Regions from separate parts of the Homo sapiens genome. Here all the other regions are linked to region 2. The links are chromatin loops, found by intact Hi-C in ENCODE. Cell type or tissue: chondrocyte. All regions are shown on one strand. Links, peaks and the distances in the headings refer to the core of each region. The heading gives the core; the rest is flanking DNA. Region 1 overlaps GULP1 (GULP PTB domain containing engulfment adaptor 1). Region 2 holds the start of COL5A2 (collagen type V alpha 2 chain). Region 3 holds the start of LOC105373791 (a long non-coding RNA gene).

The links. Hi-C counts contacts between places; a loop is a spot of excess contacts. Peaks named below come from ENCODE experiments on the same cell type or tissue, not always from the same donor. Only the 100,000 strongest peaks of a DNase experiment are listed, where the experiment ranks them.
Region 1: a loop joins it to region 2, with 4 times the contacts of the local background. A loop is called at or near these places in 3 of 110 quality-filtered maps.
Region 3: a loop joins it to region 2, with 4 times the contacts of the local background. A loop is called at or near these places in 2 of 110 quality-filtered maps.

Annotation. Positions count from the first base shown.
Region 1 is chr2:188,520,827-188,527,930 of GRCh38, reverse strand. It overlaps GULP1 (GULP PTB domain containing engulfment adaptor 1), which reads right to left. Exons shown (of 12, transcript NM_016315.4): 5 at 5,104-5,175. Among named protein-coding and RNA genes, the nearest start is that of MIR561, 230 kb to the right of the region's middle. In chondrocyte, for the core only: a CTCF peak has its summit at 3,222 (motif pointing left); no DNase peak of the experiment used is centred there.
Region 2 is chr2:189,174,466-189,181,569 of GRCh38, reverse strand. COL5A2 (collagen type V alpha 2 chain) reads left to right here and starts at 1,809. Exons shown (of 54, transcript NM_000393.5): 1 at 1,809-2,062. The coding sequence starts at 1,966. In chondrocyte, for the core only: CTCF peaks have their summits at 1,799, 3,150 and 3,349; a DNase peak (open chromatin) is centred at 1,811.
Region 3 is chr2:188,980,169-188,987,261 of GRCh38, reverse strand. COL3A1 (collagen type III alpha 1 chain) reads right to left here. Exons shown (of 51, transcript NM_000090.4): 2 at 2,300-2,502; 3 at 2,015-2,065; 4 at 1,484-1,597; 5 at 123-203. It overlaps LOC105373791 (a long non-coding RNA gene), which reads left to right and starts at 2,443. Exons shown (of 3, transcript XR_007087614.1): 1 at 2,443-2,551. In chondrocyte, for the core only: CTCF peaks have their summits at 2,645, 2,858 and 3,646 (motif pointing left); no DNase peak of the experiment used is centred there.

The DNA of each region.
Region 1 (7,104 bases), core at 803-5,802, 650 kb after region 2:
CGTTCTAGTCCTCTTGTATGTCACAGTTACTTGCACTGTGTATTTCACTGTAATTTAGGGCAGATGTGAATACACATGGTATAGCTCCGTCCTGGAGCACAGAGTGATTAAAAGTCTTTCTCTCTTTTCATGGCTTTGCACTGCCACACATAATAATATAATTAATGCATATATGAATGCCTTTAAGTGTCTGCCTTCCTATCCCAGGGGGTACCATTTGTTTTATTCCATTTTGGGTGGTATAATTTTTCAGCTTGCTGTCTGTCTTGCTCTACGAACTTAGGTTGCTATTTTTTGTATCCAGCAGTCTTACTGCTGCACGATACAACTAATTCGTGCCAGATAATTTTCTTTTTTGCCTTTAATAAATTTATTTTGCTTGAGTGTAGATCTTTAAAAATTATCCCAGCTCTCTCCCAAATAATATGAATTAATTTTGTTTATTTTCCCTTCATAATCTCCTTATATCAGCATAATTAAGCAATTTGAAGGTTTTCATATAGGAAGGCTTACAAAATAAGTCAGCTGCTCTCCCCCTATGTGAATGCGTCTGGATAAAGCAACTCTCATTATCAGCTGCAGAAGCATTCTCAGCTGGTTTCCTAGGTGCTGCTGTTTTCCAGGAACAGACTGAGCATGACTTCTGAAGCCCCTTCCACATCCAGACTCAAGCATTCCTGTGACCTCTGACAAGAACTGTGCAACCTTTTAAATTTTTTCCCCCTGAAACATCTACAACAAAACAACCACTATTATTAAACTTATCTATTGAGAAGGGAAGAAAGAATGGAAGAATTAAAGAAAGGAAGGAAGTAGGGGCTGAGGTAGAAAAACAAAGTGGAGAGGTAAGAAGGGAGTGGGGAGGAAGAAAGGAAGAGAGGGAAGAAGGACAGAATGAGATAAAGAAAAATAAAAATAAGCACAACATCTCTAATCTAGGTTTTCTGAAACTTTTCTCTCTTCTTCATAACAGGATGAATTAATTGTGCTCAAAACAGCTTCAGGTTCATGCAATCTAAGCTTCTTATTTCAAAGATAAGAACAGTAAGTCCCAGATAAGCTATGTACCATGGTCATAAAGTGGGTTTTTAGGAATTAGGCCTAGTAATTAGTTTTGCAGATATTCACCAAATAATTTTTTCTTTTATACAATATATTTTCTGCATTTAGAAAAGAAAATTCCCAGTTCTACCTTCATGCATATCAAGGTTTACACTGGTTATTGGCCTTGATTTTTGAACATATGTTACACAACTCTCATGCCTAAGGTTATATTCATTCAATCTATATTTTATTCAGTTTAATATTCTCCTTCCTGCCTTTCTTTTTTTTCCTAAAACTTAAGCTAACTGTATTCTATAGTTTGCATGCTCCCCTCTAAGTCCCTTTTCCTACTTACAGACCTCTTGCCTTCCTAATATTTCTAATTAATCTTAGGAAGATATGTTGATCAATCTACATAACATTATATTCTATTTTCTCCCTATTTACTACTTTAATGTTAATGCTTGAAGAGTCTTTTTTTGTAAATTTCTTTCAATTTTTGCTTCAGTGGATTTATTTCTTGGTAGATCTAGATGGATACAGTGATCTGCCATTAAACCCTGAATATAATAATCCAATAAAAAGTATTCAAAGGAAGTGATGCATAAGCATTTTGGAGAATGACTGGATGCAACAAACAAATATAACCAAGCCTTTGTCATCATAAAATGATGGGGAAGGATGGAGTAGTACTTGAAATAAAGTATTTGGTTAAATATATACTACTGATAAATAGAACTGTTAAAGAAAATTTAAAGGGAGCACAACTGAGTTTCAATCTTATTATATAATTTCTATCCATTTCTCAGAGGACTTTTTAAAAAGTGAAATTAAGTAAACTACTAATGGAATATAGAGTGTTAGGCAATAAAATTAATTTACTACTTCGGGCCTATTATTTGAAGCTATTCTTCTCTGGGGTTCTCATGTTTATATTTTTAATTTAAAGTATTTCTAATAATCCTGCGGGAAATGAGCGATGTTTATATATAATTAAATTAAGCTCTAAATGTTTTATTAATTAGGTAACTGATTGTGAAGACAAAATAGTGTTATACAACACAGAAAGAGTGAGTTCAAATGGAAAATCTACTAGGCTGAGACTTCACAAGACTTGACAGCAATTCCCAACGGCTACATTTTCTTGCAGTAATTTCGTGTAACTTTAATTTAGTTGTACTGCAGTGAGGGGATCTTCAGTCTAAAACTGGGTTCCAGGAATGCTGCCCACTGGGTATCTCCCAGGGAAATTGATAAGCTTTTAATCTATATATCAATACTTACTTACATGTAAACATCACAAATTGTGTATGAAATACATTCAGCCCCCAACATCTGTACTAGTTGTATTAATAAAATATATATAAATCACTATTAAAAATAAAATTCGTTCCAATAACAATGCTATTCAATACATAGAAGTTGAAAGGGTTTAAAATTACTACATTTTAGAAAATTTGTTTTATTTGTTGTTGTTTTTGTTTTTTTGTTTTTTGAGATGAAGTTTCCCTCTTGTTGCCCAGGCTGGAGTGCAATGGCGCGATCGCGGCTCACTGCAACCCCTGCTTCCCAGGTTCAAGTGATTCTCCTGCCTCAGCCTCCCAAGTAGCTGGGATTACAGGTGTGTGCCACCAAGCCCAGCTAAAACATGATTAAGAAATAGAAACTGCTGAACATGATTAGGAAATAAAGAACATGTTTTGATAAATATAGTATCTGAACCTTAAAAGGTTAATACTTATAAAAATAATTATATTTATAAAGGAAAAATTTATAAACTGTAAATTCTCTAAAAAATGATAGAAAGAGTGTAAAAAAGTCAGTTTTAAATTTTTTTGAAAACTAAGCAGGCATCATTAAACACAGAAGCATGAAAAATTCATTGTTGAGAATTCTTTAATTTTTCCATCAGCTTTTATTCTTAAATTTTAAATTCTTTTTTAATATCAGAAGCCATTACATTAATATTGCTGAAAAAGGAGTAAATATAAATAAAATGTTACCTTACATGGCAAATAAATTCACATACTGAATTATATAGATTTTTTTAAAAGTAGTCAGAATTCATATGTTAAAGAAAAATAAGCAGGAAATTAAAATGGAGATGTGTAAGTATGATCAAAGAGCAAGGTTCTTTTTTCTCTTTTTTTTTAGTAGAGCCACACCACCACCTACTGGCCATTGCGAGCCAGTAGCGCCAGGCTTGACATTTAAAAAATATTCTTAGTATACTTTGAATTGTAGCTTCTGACCCTTGACACACAAAAAAAGCAAAAAAAAAATATATATATATAAAAATAGATAAAAAGCATTGTTTTATTCATTATCATTAGTGTATGAATCATTACCCTTAGATATACTTTCCTGATATACAAAATGTTTGCAATCAGCACAGTAAAATTGCTTATTAAATACACTCCCTTTTGGAAGACATTTGAGAAAAAACAGCTACTATAAAATAAGTGTGCATTTTTAAACTATACTACCTAATTTTTTACCTTATTGTAGGTCACATTCTTTTATTAACAGAGTACATTTCTAAACATGAAACTCCATAGAAATACATACAAAATCCTGCAAAATATATGTAAACTCGTCATTGTTTAGAAAGCATTTGATTTCAAATATATCTTTACATTTGATCTATTCATTATTCAATTGAATTTTTTTTGGTTTTTGATTTGGGTTGACTGAATAAACAACCTCCTAGGCATAAAGAAATACTATGTGTAAATAACATTGTTCTTTCATAAAACATTCTGATTGTAGTGAAGTTGGATTCATGCCCAGAATCCTCAACATTTTAAAAGCATTTAAATAGAATCCTATTCTAATGTGTCCATAAACTGTGAGCCCTTTTAAATCCTCTTTTGGAATGATTAAAACTAGTGGCCAATAAAAGGCAAATCTGAATTATTACCTAATGAATGGTGGAAATAAATAGTTGGCTAATCCACTTTTTTCCCAAATGGGAGTGATATTATCTTCGGAGATTTTAGCATATTTACTTAAAACGATTAGTAAAATATTCTCATATAAAATAAGATGGATAAAATATTATTGACCTTTATTTCTTTACCCAGAATAGAAGTCATGCCAATTCAATTATTTCTCAATTTAAACACAGAGTGGATTCCACCAGATATGATATTCTCAAAGCAAAGTAATACCATTTAATGTCTCTGACTTTGCCTGGCACACTCAGAGGTCTAACCCTCCTTTAGAATAACCGGATGGTCCCTAAACCAAATAAAGTTAGAGAAGGGTTGTTTCTCCAAAAATACGAGAGCAACTATAGAGAATAACATTTAACTGTGTAAAAAAAAAAAGTAGTGATAATGTGTATTTTCTTATATGATAAAGCTGAGAATTCTGTTGAAGGAGTTTTGTAAATTTCAAAAGCTCAGTGACAACAATGTCCTTCGAGATGCGGAACAATTAGAAAAACATGGTGTGTAGCATCTTATGTAAGATTTTCTCAGGAAACTTGTTGACTAGGATATGTGGGGTTGCTTATTAAATGTCCTTCTCTCCTCTCTTAGTCTCACCAGTTTCCCCATGGCTACTTACGGACATTGCCAGATCCTGTTGGACCTGTAGATTAGGAAATCTTTAACATACAGTGTCACTGCAAAATTCTGGCTGGAATCAACTCTGACTCCACATTTTTAACTGGTGGATATTATATCTTAGCTTTTAAAGACAGTTGTTATGCCATTACTAGCTTTTGATTTGGGACATAGGTTCACATTATCCAAGCAAAGTAAAGGCAAGCTACAAAACAAATATTCAAGACACACTGCCATAAAATATTATTTTTAATATGACACATTATACCTTAGAAAAATGTGAACAGTATGCCATATTTTAAACACAATTTTGTGTACATGTTTGTTATTAAAAATGTTTCCTTGATATGATTACATTTGTTCAATAGTTCATTTTTAATAGGGTGAAGCTATACCTGCAGCAAAGCTGTTCATGCTTTGATCTCCATCAATCTGCTGAAAACATGACAGAGTCAATACACTTGTAATTTATTTGAAGGCCTTTCCCTACCTTTAGTTTCCTTACAGCATCTCTCACAACTTCTGTTCCTTTTGGCTGTTCCACTTCTGTACTGCCAAGAAACTGAAAATGGTCATTTGTGAGACACAGGCTTTTACCATATCATATATCATTGCATCATGTTGAAATATAAGATTGCATAATAGAATGGTTTAATAGTAATGCAAACTCATATGTTAATTAAATAGAATTATTATTTTATATTATTTTTATATTATATGAAAATGTAACTAAACTTTATCATTTATACTTCCTGTTAATCAAAGATTATTTTTAAAAACATACTTGTTTTCTAAATATTTTACTTGTAGATTTTTACTGGAAAGAAAACTAAAGTTATTTTATTAGGCCCAAGGGAATAATGTTGATCTCAACAGTTAAAATTTAGTAAACTTATTAGTAATTAAAAATTATTTTTCATTCAAAGCATGTAATTGTATTTTGTTACTATATTTAACATCAATAGTAAATTTCAAAGTTTACAATTTCTTTTTTTTCTCACGTCTCTCCCCACTTGCCTCTGCCTGCTGATGCCAAAGATTTCGCCATTAGCTTTTTTTTTCAAGTAAACATTTTTCTTTGTTTTCCACTTATGAGACTCATCTAACATGTAGAATTTAAAATACAAGCTTCTTTTAATAGCCAAGATATACAACTAAGTAAAGCTATAGTTAAAGAAATAAAACATACATGATCTACAATTGTACTGTTTTTTGGTTTTGTTTTAGTTTGGTTTTGTTTTTGAGACGGAGTCTCACTCTTTCGCCCAGGCCAGAGTGCAGTGGCGCTATCTCGGCTCACTGCAAGCTCTGCCTCCCGGGTTCACGCCATTCTCCTGCCTCAGCCTCCCGAGTAGCTGGGACTACAGGCACCCGCCACTGTGCCTGGCTCATTTTTTGTATTTTTAGTAGAGATGGGGTTTCACCGTGTTAGCCAGGATGGTCTCGATCTCCTGACCTCGTGATCCGCCTGCTTCCACCTCCCAAAGTACTGGGATTACAGGCATGAGCCACCACACCCGGCCAATTTTACTGTTTTAAATAAACCTGAAGGTAGTCAGTAAGTGATATGGTTTGACTGTGTCCTCACCCAAATCTCATCTTGAATTGTAGCTCCTGTAATTCCCATGTGTTATGGGAGGAAACTGGTGGGAGGTAATTGAGTCACAAGAGTGGGTCTTTCCCATGCCGGTCTCATGATAGTAAGTCTCATGAGATCTGATGGTTTTATGAAGGGGTATTCCCTTACACAAGCTCTCTTGCCTGCTGCCATGTAAGACATGACTTTGCTCTTCCTTCATCTTCTGCCATGATTTTAAGTTTGCTGAGGTCTCCCCAGCCCCGTGGAACTGTGAGTCAATTAAACCTCTTTCCTTTATAAATTACCCAGTCTTGGGTATGTCTTTATTAGCAGTATGAGAACAGACTAATACAGTAAGTGTGTTTAAGTAAAACCTGACCAATCCAAAAAGTGAAAAAAGTTTCATAATAATTATCACACTGCAATAAAATCTCTACCTTGGAAAGATATAATACCTCCTAAACAGAAGTCTAGTATCACTAAATGTTCAATACCAATTAGAATTGAAATATACAGGTTTTATTCTAGAAAAAATTCTATATATAGGGCAAACAAACATTAAATTCATGAAATATATGTAATTTTCCAAAGATTTTTTTTTGCTCTTGTGACATACCACCAATTATAAGACCAAAGAGATTCACGAATTAATCACTTCTCCTATGTATAGACATAGGAGAATACGTGTTTGTAAACTACATCAAAAATTCCATAAGTGGAATCTTTTTCATGTATTAACTTACAGAATAGAAGGGAAAATACAGTAAAGTCATGCTATCTCTTATTCCTTCCTTCATTCTTGAAAAAAATAATCACTAAGGAAATTAGAGTTTTGATTTTCAAAATGGGTTCGCTGCACAACTGGCATGAAAATTACCTAGAGCGTTGGTTAAAATGTAAAAATACATGTTC
Region 2 (7,104 bases), core at 987-5,986:
GTCTAAAATTGCCTCATGGTAGAATAGGACTGGCAAGCTCAGAGAAAGGTTAATTCCTCCCCCCCACATTTACTTATCTTCCTGTTATCTTTGAATATATAGTCAGATGGATTTCAAGTCCTAGCCTCTCTAAGATATTCTAGAAAGAATTAACTGAAAGGTGATTTTTGGTCCTTACTTAGCCCATTCATTAAGTGGAAGGGCACCCCTGAGAACAGTGTGGTGGTGACAGAAGTCATTGAAATGGGACATGTCTAAATGAAAAGATAAACTGAGAGGTACAGGGTTAGAAGCTGGAAACAACCGGGAAAATTGACCTCCACTGGAATATTTATCCAGAGTCTAGTTCCAAAGCTAAAATGCAAAGGTTCTTGGATTTCTTCTATTAAGAACAGTAATAATGTCTTGCTTGCCTAATCTCATTTGATAATTTCTCCTTTCTCCGGGCTTAATGCATCCCTCACATATTTATATGCTCTGGCTTATATATCTTTATTTCTTGTAAATTTAGTTTCTCAACACCTACATATGTTCCTTGAAGGTGATGGGTATGTCTTTTATTTCTTTTATGTCATCCTTTCTGCCCAGTGCTTAGCACAGTGCAAGGCACCTGTTGCCCAATAATTATAAACAATTGACTCACTTGTATTGTATAGAACATCCATCCTGATTCTAGGGAGACTCAAGGTGGCAAATACATTAGATTGTATAGAACTCTCTGAGGTCATTAAGATCTTGGCAAGTGTGAGGGTGGCACAAAAGTTCATCGATAATTTTCCTTAAAATGCATGTTCAACTGGGGCTATCATATTCCCTGCAAAGCTGGCTTAAAGCTAATAATACCACCATCTGCTTTTATGTAGCTCTTTGCAATTTGGAGCTTCATTAATAATACATTACTCATTTTAGTGTCACTAAACCCTGTACACTGGTCAGGGTAAAGCCCTTTTCTCAAATGAGAAAATTGGAGTGCACAGAGATAAAGGACTATATGCACATTTACAAAATTATTGAGTGGCAGAACCACTCACAAAAGGCAGAAGCAAGCCTTTTTTCATCCAAAGGTAGAGTACTTCCCATTCCTCTGCACTGCTTAGTAGACTATTTTTCAACATGGTAAAACTCTCTGGGACAAGAGGAACCTGAAGATGTGGCCCCTTAACAAGAGATGTGGAGAAATTAGGAAAGGACATGCTTTCTTAATTCAAATTACAATGTATCACAAATTCATTTATCCAAAATGGTTTTCTAACCTGGACTTTACCTGGGCAACATTCTAATAATCTCCTTCCAGAGTATGGGAAAAGAAACCGAATCTGAGAAGGGGATAAGAATACTCCCTATTCAGTCAAAAGAAAGGGTTAAAATGTGATTGTTTAAAGATTTAAGGTGGAGAAGAGAGTCTTGAATTATCTAAATGTAAAAAAACTAGGGTAAAAGGCTGGATTTCCTTCGGAATGTCTTTTTCAGCTTATAGGGGAAAAGTTAAAGGGTGTGTGTCTGGGGGGAAGGGTTAGGGAGGGGAAAATAGAACCCTTTTCTTCTAACAGCCTTTCTTAAAAAATAAAAGAAAAGAGAAACAAATGTTTGTTTCTGTTATTAAGCCCCATCTATGCTTAAAAGTTAAATGAAATAGGGAAAGTTCAGGCACAGAGACGCGTGTTCTGATTTGGTTGTTTACCATCAATCAGACCGTTGCTTGGCAGACACTGGATGGTTATGAGCCTGAACAAGCTGAAAAGGGGCAGGAAAAGAAGTGGAGGCAGCATTCTTCCTATTTAAAGCTGCATCGCTTGAAAAAAGTTTTCGCAGACTGTGCTGGAGCTGGTGCTGAAAAAGGGGGTTTGCAGAGGCTGCCCTGGGGCTGGTGCTGAAAGAAGAGCCCACAGCTGACTTCATGGTGCTACAATAACCTCAGAATCTACTTTTCACTCTCAGGAGAACCCACATGTCTAATATTTAGACATGATGGCAAACTGGGCGGAAGCAAGACCTCTCCTCATTCTTATTGTTTTATTAGGGCAATTTGTCTCAATAAAAGCCCAGGAAGAAGACGAGGATGGTGAGTTTGCCATTTGCTTTGCTTGTAGTGTTTATTGCACGGTTTGGGAAATAGGTGGAATGTTAAGCCTCAGGAAGAGCGTGAAGAGGAGGTTCTGGTTTGAAGTTTGAGAAGGGGGCTGACGGATTTGCACCTGGAAAACGACTTGAAAGACAATTGGGATGTTTGTAAATCCGGAGCTTCTAGATCCACCGTTGGAGAGAGTACACTACTAAATTTTTCTGGGAAAGCCTACAATAAGTCCTTTTGGCTGAGTGTGAGAGTGGGACGTTTAAAATAAGAAAAGAGTGAATGCTTAAAACGGAGCACTAAAGGCATTTTAGTTAGAGGAGCTCTGTTCTGTGGGCTGGAGTTTTCAGAGCAAGGAAAAGTCGCGGCAGAAGCTGGGTAGGGTGGAGTCTTTTTGTACTGAACTTCAGCTGCTTCATAAAATTCTTTGTTTAGTAAAACCTCTGCAGCAACTCTGATAGCTTTGATTTTTCTTTGTCTTTGGCTCCTCATTCTTTCCTCTTTAACAATTTAAACTTCTTTTTACCATTTTCATTTGTGAAAATGTGATCACTTTTGCTTACTGGGAGGCAGTCTCGTTTGTTTCTCCATGACAGAGGCTGATAGAAGCCAGATTTCTTAAACAGTGGTATTTTCCCACCCTACTGGCTTGATTAACAGGACAGTGGTGGTTCCCGGTTGGATGGCGGAAGGCAGGAAATCAGCATGTCTTGTATATATCTTATTTGGCATGGAATATTTGCATGGACATTACCCCTTAGACCCAAGCTTTTTTTTTTTTTTTTTTTTAAAGATAAATCTTGCCTGGTGACCACATTTTTTTCCTATGCAATTTTCATATGTTACAGTTGGGTTATATGGTATGGTTAAGCAAAAATGCATAGCTGTTGTAGTATATAAGAAAATATTTAAATTGATTCCTCTATTAAATCTTTAATCTTGAGGGTTGCAATTTCAAATACAGACATGTACTCCTTTAAAATAAGCCACTGTAGATTTTCATCAACTCAACCATGTAACATCAAACTCAAGCTTTTAAAACTTTGGACATTCATTAACCTTTTCTATTACTTTCATATATAGACACATACATACAGGTATATATGTATATATACTATGTATATATCTATATTTTTAGAACAAATATCTGCTTCTGTGTGTTTTTGGTTTCAAAAAGTTTATAAAATTAATCTAGAGATCAGAAGTTCTAAAAAGCTTAAAAAGTGAAAATACGAATTTGTAAATGAATATCCAACAATCTGTCAGGAGTCCCATAGAGGGGGCACTTTCTAAGACTTGGAGCTTTTTATGTTACGTTTTATGTTTTTAAAATATGAGGTAATTTATAAAAGGTGAAAACTTTTGAGTTTCTTTGTAATGGCATGAAAAGCATGTGTTGTTTGGAAGGGTGGCAAAAATAATTGAATAGAAAGTAGAAGAAAACAGGAGGAGAAAAACACAGAAAAATTACAATAGAAATTGAAAATTTGACTCTAGAAAGAACAGTTTACTCCCCTCCCCCACCAAAACAACCAACTTTAATTTAAAACCTTTAATACCACTTTCTTTGTTAATTTATGTTAAAATGAATAAAGTACTTTAATAAAGTATGGAAATAATTGAATATGTGAATAAATGAAAGGACTGTTTCACAAGGTACATGAAATAAGCCATATTTTAAAAGACATTCCCAAATAGTTATAATTACTCTGTAGGTGTTTTTGAAAAATGAGCAGATAATTTTTCTTAATAGTAATTGACATAAATGTAAGGAATGTGATGCTTGATGCAAAAAAGTCCCCAACTCCAATCCAACCCCAGTACCCCCCGCGAACAGTATAACCAAATAGCACAGAAAATGGAATTCCAAACATCAAATTTTACAGAATGTGTAATTGCTTGCATATGTGTTGTAAAAAATTCCAGTATTTTATTTCTCAACTTAAGAGAATATAAGTGATAAAAATTCAACAGCAAAAGAAAGTCGTCATTGCCCTAATCAAACATAATAGAGAAAATAATTCCAGAGTATAGTATATTCAGAGCTGCTTAACTTATATTGTACTTACTTACTATGCATATTTTGGTTTAAGTTGATATTGTATGGATACTTGGCAATACTTTCTTTTTCCTGTTCAGGCCTATCACAAGCTTAATAAAGGTGTCATAATTTAGAAACTCCATTTGATTTTGAGTTTGGGGAAGAGTAAGCTTAGATCGATGCTTTAAATTAAAGAAATATCTGAGGCACACATGAAAAGCAAGTACATTTTTCAAATTTTATCTATAACAGTCACATAATGTGATATTTACATTTTGTACAAATATGTCTTCTTGGAAATGTGGAGATCTGTTTTTGCATGTAAGTGCATATTAATAAGTTTTTATTTTTTTCTTTCTTTTTATGACTTCAGGGTATATTTCCCTTTACTTGACTGTGGTTATTTACCAGAAATGTAAAATGTAATCTGAGTATGCCTGCCTGATAGAAACATATGAATGAGAAGATAAAAGTAAATAAATAAAGTTTTAGGCATTTTAAGCCAAAATCAGTTCCATTCTCACTGAGTTTTAAGAACTGATTTGATTTTCTAAATTTATAAGAAACTGAAAGGAGAAAGTTTGGGAGTTGGGCTGACTTTAGTTAAAACTAACGTAACAAAAATTAGGGAGTTAAAATGAAAAAAATCAGCTTTTAAAGAGTTTGTGTGGGTGTATGTGTGTGTGTGAAAAATCAGGGAGTTAAAATGACAAAATCAGCTTTTAAAGAGTGTGTGTGCGTGTGTGTGTGCGTGTGGTGAGAGTGTGTGTGCATTGGGGTGGTGGTCTTCAAAAGATTCCACATTTGTGTTAAGGAAAATGCTAGAGCATTTACAGTGTATTTATATTCCTAAGTTAATGCCTAGCATCTAGTGAGCTATATATATTCTTGTTATTAGAAGTAGGCATGCTTAATTTTAGAAAATAATCTTTGTTATGAATCATTGTATTCAACATGGGATAAGCAATGGAGAAGGGAAGGTGCAGAAATGTATCATTTTGTTTCCAAATACTGTAAACCTCAATGCTTTCAGAGGCCAGGCAGGTAATATAAACAAGTGAAGCAAGCCAGTGTTTGTACATCAATAGGTGATGATGGGGCCTGTGGAGAACTGAAGGTGCATGTCCACTTTAAGGCATTCAGAATTAACATTTTCAGAAGATATTGCATATGACAAATAAAATATATCTGAGTATATATTTGGCTCCCGGCCCATGAATTTACAGCCATCATGTTGCAATCCTACACTGATATCCTCCTGGACCCAAGCTAACTTTTGATTACTGAGAGATGAGGGGCTCACAGTCTTATATGTCATGGTCTCTTGCATTTTTATGATATGTCTGCCATTTATCTCATTGTTACGATACAAAAATCAGGAAGCAGATATTTAACACTCAGTAGTATTTGGATGACATCATTTTAAAGGAGGTACAGAATATGTATAAATATGTATACATAGCTTAAGATGCATGTTAACTCATAAATTGTTTTAAACTCATTACTGTTGAAATACATGCTATGAAACATGTAGGACATTCAGACTTTTATAGTGGGTACATGTAGCAGAACACAGTAGTTTAAACAAACAAAAAAAGGTTTTCTGGCCAGGCGCAGTGGCTCATGCCTGTAATCCCAGCACTTTGGGAGGCCGAGGTGGGCGGATCACCTGAGGTCAGGAGTTCGAGACCAGCCCGGCCAATATGGCAAAACTCCGTCCCTACCCAAAATACAAAAATTAGGTAGGCGTGGTGGCACAAAAATTAGGTAGGCGTGGTCCCAGCTACTCAGGAGACTGAGGCACGAGAGTTGCTAGAACCCGGGAGGCGGAGGTTGCAGTGAGCTGAGACCGTGCCACTGCACTCCAGTCTGGGTGACAGAGTGAGACTCTGTCTAAAAAAAAAAAAAAAAAAGTTTTCTTTTTTAAATATAAAGAAATGCTTTTAAGCAGGTAGTGAAAGGCTGGCATATTGGCTCCACAAAGTCATCAGGGACTGAGGTTTTTTCTACCTCTCCTGGCTCCCATATCTCTAGGTATTTTTTTTTAAATTTATTTTTATGGTCCTAAATGGCTGCTGAAGCTCCAGCCATTGCGTGTACTTTCTAGGCATGTGGATAGAGGATGGAAAACAAAAACTGTGAGCCATTCCCCACCCTGCCCCCTTTTATGAAGACTTTAAAGTCTTCATAACATTTAAACTTACTTACAGTTGGCCGGAATTTAGTCATATGGTCACACAAAACTTCAAGAGGGGCTAGGAAATGTAGCCCTTACCTGGGTGGTGCTGGCAATATACTCTACTGAATTGAGTTCTGCTATGAAGGATAAAAGGAAGCACCACTATTAGGAGTTTTATGGTCCCTACCTCAGTGAGCAAAAAGGTCAGCTACTTTTAGTGGCCTAGATCTTACGGTTTCAATGGACAAAATATAGTTGTGTGACTAGATCCACTTTGGTTATTGTTCATTACTGAGTAGACTGTGAAGCCAAGAAGACTGAATGGCACATAAATATTAGGCTACATTTTCTTTGCTTCTTGTCTTTAGATAAATTTTGACACCTATAACTTCTATTCAAACTAAACTGAAGCTTTAGTTTGAAGAGTATATCTCTTTCTACATATGTACATTGGTAGATTCATAGATTTAGTGAATTTTTAATATTGACTAACACAATGTATACTTGGACCATGACTCGTAGGGTCATTGGTAAGCAAGCCACAGATCAGTGTTGATAAAAAATGGTATAAAGAATCACCTAAGATCTTGTGACTAATATAGATTCTAGACCCCTCTACTTTCCAAATATCTAGGAAGTTTGGATGGGGTCTGGGCATCTGTATGTTTTTAGAGCTCTCCAGTTGACTCTGATTTACATTGGTGAACCACTGTATTAAATCTTTGACTGACACTCTGAATCTTGTTGTGGACCTGTTGGCTTTTATGTTCCGAGGCTACACATTAAGATTTTGGTAATAACTTGCTATTCTAG
Region 3 (7,093 bases), core at 1-5,000, 190 kb after region 2:
AGGGGTAAGCTATTTTGTACAATTCCATAAAAATACTGAATTCCTAGAAGAGCAACCATTCAAGATTTTACAAACCAGAAAGATAATAAAGCTCCAAAATGCTGAGAAACATTTGTACGTACAGCTGGTCCAGGATAGCCTGCGAGTCCTCCTACTGCTACTCCAGACTTGACATCATATGAATCATACTGGGGAGAATAGTTCTGTGGCAAGGAGACAAATAGATATGATCATTTTAACAGACAGTTCATAATTCTTTTAAAAAGCATTTAGAAGTGCATGCAACATCTACTGTCTACTGATAGGTTTTTGTGTGCCAAAAGATGTGGTATGTATTCACTAATTATCTTGTTTATCGTGTCTTTCTGTAGATTTAGACGTTAGATATCCTACAGAAGCATTTTCTTGTGGGATGCACAAATCTTTCCACTGTGTTCAATGTTAGTTCCCCCCAATTTTTCCTATTATGCGCTTACTTAAGCTATTATTTCTAAGCAGTAGCTACATCATTACAAACATAGGATCATAGGCTGTTTGAGGCCAAAAGAGTCTCGAGATCATATAATACACCTTCTCATTTTGAGCAAAAAAATGAAGTCAAATTATTTTTCAAACACTTAATGATACAAGTAAAATTCATATCCCCTGGATTCTGGTTAATATGACTAAAAGATTCACTCAAAAATAAACATCTCCATAGAAAATAAACCAAAAAATAGTAGAAAGGCTCATATGCTTATTAGATTTCTTTGAAGCTTTTTTTAAATTCTAAGTTCCAGGTCTAGAGTTAGGTTCTGTTTGGTTACTAGAATAAGAATAACTTAGACAATATACTTTGGTTCTTGTTGAATTGCTTTTTGAAATGCACTTTTTAACCTCACAAAAATTTGTGTAATATATTTTCTCGTTTCACCTAATTCCATGCAACAGAAATTTTGTCATATTTATTTGTTTGGTTGTTTTACCTGCAGATTTATTTGGCTGCCATGCTTCAGGAGAAGCAAGGTGTGCTCTGAAGTATTAGCAAGAGCAGTTTCATAGGCAGAAATAATCCTGTTCAATAGGAATACTAACAGTTCTTCAACTTCTTTTTGTCTAAACTTTTAGAGGCTTTGACATTGGTATTAGTAGGAGAATAAAGTATGGATACAGTACTAACTAAATTATTTAGGTTAATTTTTTTTGTTAAGTTCATAGTTCACTTCTTAAACATAATGTGTATGCTATATATCTGCTGAGAAATTAGCAAATTTTCCAAGGATATAGTAGCAATGACATTAGCATTATGAGGAAAAATGAATACTTATAAAGTACTTAGAATAGTGCCTAATACATAGAAGCACTAAATAAGGATTTATTAAATACACTGAATCAGAGAACAGATACAAAGAACTCATAATAGTGAGACGTAATATCGAGTAAAGAAAGAAGATGAACTAGATAGTTTTATGAGGGAATTTTTTAAGTACCGTAATTGTTATACCTGAGGACCAGTAGGGCATGATTCACAGATTCCAGGGGGGCCAGGAGAACCAGGGGACCCTGGTTGTCCTGGAATACCAGGGTCACCATTTCTCCCAGGAATACCAGGAGGGCCCTAAAAAAGAGATAAAAATAAATTAAATAGTGAAAAATCCTGGTGATTCACAATCATTATCAGATTGTTGTTTCTCTACTTTATAATATTAGGAAACAATATAAGTAATATATTTTCTTTATAACACATACTTTTTAATCAAAATCTTGTGAATAATTTAAGTATAATGTATTCCTTTGTATATTGACCTACACATTTTCTTTAAACTGATCATGGGGGTGAAGACATAATATGAAGTTTGGGAAATTGAAATCTTTACACGTACAATTATGGATTCTCAGTCTGTTGTTTGGTGCCATTATTCAAATATGTGGTAATGAAGAGAATGTATGATGAAAGCTCAAATCTAGAAAAAGCAAACTCTTACTAGAATTATCATTAGTATTAATTTTATTCTACTGAAGAATGTTTACTTACTGGATCTCCCTTGGGGCCTTGAGGTCCTTGACCATTAGGAGGGCGAGTAGGCTAATAAATGGAAAAGAAACAAGTTAAACAAGACACAGAATTTGCATATTATTTAGTAACCCAGATTCTAACCAATCCTTATCTTTAAATTGAAACGGTCACTTTTTACTCGTAATACAAACATGGCTATTTGATGAACATGACTTTCATTCCCTTTTAGGCTCCTATGATATAGGAGCTATTCATGTGTCTAAATATGAATATTGAAGATGTACAGTTTATCTTTAAACTCACAGCAGTTGGAGGCTGTGGGCAAACTGCACAACATTCTCCAAATGGAATTTCTGGGTTGGGGCAGTCTAATTCTTGATCGTCACATATTATGTCATCGCAGAGAACGGATCCTGAGTCACAGACACATATTTGGCATGGTTCTGGCTTCCAGACATCTCTATCCGCATAGGACTGACCAAGATGGGAACATCCTCCTTCAACAGCTGAAAAACAAGTTAGATGACGTGAAGTTTCCTTAGGTTTTGCTGAAAGGTGATTTTTGTTACTCTGTTAGGACTATTAACAATAGCCAAAGTTGAAAAGGTTTGAAACAAATAATTTCTTCCTTTCATTAGAAAATTATACTTGCCCTATGTAATTTGCTAAGTAGCAAGAAATTAATTAAAATATCATATCTGCTTGTTAACATAAAATTGGCACACCATAGTCAATTTTCCTTAAGACCAGCAGATATTTTAATTTCATTTATAGTAAGAATTAACATCAATGTATATCACACAAGCATTTAAACATTTATTTATTAAAGGAACATTGAAAATAAGCTCTTCTACCCAATTGCTATTCTTTGCCTTAACAGCAGATGGGAGCATTAAACTAAAGAGATGATTTTGTCACTAACTCTGAAGACTTTCTGGATTTTATCAACCTAGTTGAGAAATTCAGGGGAAAACTGAGCTAATCTTGGCAGCATAAAACTCTACCAGATTTTCCTGGGAAAGTTTTAACAGAACTTATTATGTGTATTGAATGTCACTGTTAGCTCTATTTGGCATTAGTAGCTCAACATGATATGACATAATATATTGTATATCCCATATGGATGTAAAGACATTTCCAAATCACCAAAAAGAAAAGAAAAAGATGTTTTTAAAATAAACATTGGCAAGGAATAAGTAAAAATAATAGGGAAAATATGAATCATAACCATCTGTATTTGTGGCTTAAAATGGTAAAAAAAATTGCTTCAACCAAAATTTTAGACTTGCTTCATAATTATATACAAGGTACTGAAATTTCAGCAGCTATTAACTATGAATCAGCTTAGGAATTGCCAAAACAAAACCTGGTCTCAATTCTTAAGGCATTAGCTGTGTATTGTGGTTAAATACAACTTTAGTTCTTGACAATTAGTATGATAGTTTGCCAGTAATTGAGTAAATAAATAATAAGTTTCTAAGCATCTGCAAAAATTTTTGCAAACAACAAATGATGTACTGTTCAGTAATTTATATTTTTGTGAGATGGTGAAATTTTTATTTTCTCAAAGCCAAGATATTTAAAATGTCTATTGAAAGAGGCCTGCTACCGAGTAGGCAAGTAGTTCAAAATTAGTTTTTGCCGCCTAGTGGTCAAGAGGCCTTTTAGTGGTCCTAAGATTTTTCCATCTGGGCACTACATGCAGCCACAAAAGATCACCTTTTCGAGGTCCCGTTGCTATATCATCTCTCTGTCTAGGGTAATAATAATTTAGGTTTGTGTTTAAATGAGTTGAAATGTTTAGCTGATTTAGTAAATGTTCACCAAAAAGAATTTCAAAACCTAGACTCTAGAAAGTACTGCAATTGCTTCCCCACCTCATTTCCATTTATGTGTTCTGATACAAATTTAATGATATTGTACAAGACACTTGATCTACTCAAGAAGTTTTAAAAATCCATTCTTTTTTATGTTACAATTTCTCAATGTAGTTTACAGCTAACGAAGGAAAGCTTCATTTTTTAATTGCAATTTTAAGTAGGCAAATAATTTGTTTATTTAGAAAATTTATTCTAATTCCTCCCCTATGTCTGAAACACATATATGAGAACATGGGATATATTTTCTATATACATTTCCTAAGCTTTTAAAACAGCATTTCTTAATTCTTAGTGAATATAAAAGCTGAATACCAAAATGCTTATCTCAGTGGAAATGAAGTAGGCCTATTTGAATGGTGTTACGGAAAATATATTTAATAGAAGAGCAAACAGTCATTTACACATTGGTGTGAAGAGTAATAACAGGTGAGTCTATGCATTAAACTCATTTTGTTCTCTAGACAGAACTGGCGTTTCATATTTAAGTACTAAGTTCACCAGTCTGCAGAAAAGGTCCGAAAATTTGGGTTTGGAAGATTGTGCAGTAAAATTACATGGAACACTGTAATTACATTGGTTCCTTTTCTCAAAATGAACCACTTAAAAATTTTCTCCAAATCAACTTTATATGAAATATTCCTACAGATTAGTTTCAGCCCAAGATTTTCCCATTAATAATGTGTATTTTAAGCCCTCCAGATCCATCCTCAAAAGCATTGTTAGATTGTACAGATGATTCTTTTAGCTCATTGCCTCTGGATCAGGCATATCTTTTCACACTTAATACAGCACGTGGATTATGAAAAACAGCCATTGAATACTAAAGGCATATTAAAGACAAATGAAGATAATAGTTAAAGCTAGGCTCAAACATTTCCTATTTTAAGTATCTTCTATATGTTCTTGATCTGCCTAGAAATTAACATAAATACTTTTCCCTCCTGTGTATTCATCCTCCTATGTTTATGTCTCATTAAGGGTGTCCTCACATCATTAGAAATACAGTACTTTCCATTTGTTCTGCTAATTATTAAATAAATGAGCACAATATTGACTTATTAAAATTGTAAATGAGTTTGTTAAAATTGGGTCAAATGCAATGTTATAAGTATTAACGTTGTTATTTAGCTTATTGTTTCTAAATTTTATTAGAAACATATTATAGTACTTTTTAAAACACGGAGGCCTCAATATAAAGATTATTTTAGTGCAATTTTAAAAATTATCATATTCTTAAAATATTTTTCTCTTCTCACCTGCACATGACAGTCAACATGGTGCATGTATGTTTTGTTTTACTTTAGAAAGTCATATTGTTTTAAGTAAAAAAAAGAGAGTTGGAATGTTTAAAAAATAAGAATTAATGCAACTTTATTTATTGCCATAACTTATTTCACATCCACTTGAAATAAATTTGGCTCTCCTGAGAAGTCAGTTCCTGTAAAAACTTGTGGCTGAAAATTAGCCCTTTCTCTGTTTTTCTACCTTAGTTACCTTTGCTGAAAAAAATAGTTTTGTATAGCTTCCTTTATTATTCCATGCATGACAAAATATAGTTAGCAATATATTCTACTGAAAGTTAAAGCTCTTAGATTGATGTTTCATGGACCTTCATTTAATACCTAGTAATATGTGCGAAAATCATGGCAAAGTCAAGGAAAAGAATGTTTTGTTTCTAGAGGAATAAAAATGCTCTAGTTAGCCATTTGCAACATTTAGAAATAGAATAGAAAATGGGATTTAGAAGTAAGTCATCTCATATTATTCTCTTCATTTCTTAGATATCTGCATTCAGAGTAGCTTCGGTTAAAAAAATAAGTTAATTTTTTCCAAAAATATTAAATAAAAGGCAAATAATTTCATTCTACTATTGAAAAGTAATGGACTTTCCAATTATTTCCATTATTTTAGTTGTTTAAACTAAATCTCTCTGTTCCAATTTATAATTAATTTTAAATTCCATCTCCCATGTCATTTGGTGTTTCTGTTCCTTACTACGAAGTACAATTCTGAAAGAAATTTACTTGTGATCACACAAGCAATGTATTAAACTCAATCATCTCCTTGCTGGGATCTATAATATAAAACATATTGAAGCTAACACATGTCTTAAACCACTCTTAGCTGCTTCTTTCCTAGTTTTCTATTTTGGAATTTTAGAGAAAAATAAAGCCAAATAACATAATTTTATATTTTTAGATGTGCATAAAGCTTACTATTTTGTGATTTTTTTGTTTCCATTCTTCATGTTAAATCATGCTGACTTGAAGAAATCATATTGTTTGGACAAAAAATGAATGTTATGTTTGTCTTAATACTATTTTTGGAGCAATAATATTATTCCCTAAAGCACCTAATTAAATTAATTAATTTGGCTTGAATGAAAAGTGAATGTTTTTTCCTTTTCTCTTCTTACTAAATCCTTATCTGGGAAAAGATGTTGTATAATCTGAAAATCTAAGAATCACAGATATGATATATAAATTATCATAATTATTTTCATTACTTTAGAAAGCTGAATATTTTGTACATGTGGGTATTTGGCATTCATATAGTTTCCAATTGAAATAATGTTTGGTTTGCCTTTTAAATGATATTGTTTGGAAAACATAAATTTTAATAAAATATTTTTTCTGCTGCTTATGTATTTATCAGAGTATCTTAAAATATGTTAGATTACTTAACAAAAAGGACTCTGAAGAAAGTATCTGTAGACATTCTAGGTGAATAATTTTAATTTAAAAGCACTGTTTTGCATAGAAAATAAGATTTTATTTATTCTTGCTACCTCCAGGAAAAAAAGTTGATAAATTATCATTTGTAGATATTTTCTTGTTTCATATTTTATAGATATATGCTTTTTCAATCTCCTTAGAAATGTCCTTTAAGTTGATTAATCTTTTAGAATTCAATTAATCTTTTAGAATTGTCTAAAAGATTAATCTTTTAGAATTGTCTAAAAGATTAATCTTTTAGAATTGTCTAAAAGATTAATCTTTTAGAATTGTCTAAAAGATTAATCTTTTAGAATTCAATCTCCTTAGAAATGTCCTTTAAGTTGATTAATATTTTATCCTGTTAAAAATAAAAATAATTAGATAATTAGAAAATTTTAAGTATCATATATCTAACCACCAGCAATTGCATATATAATAAAATCTTCTTAGTGTCAAATTATAAAAACATTGAAGAGAATATATTCTACTTGTCTTATTAC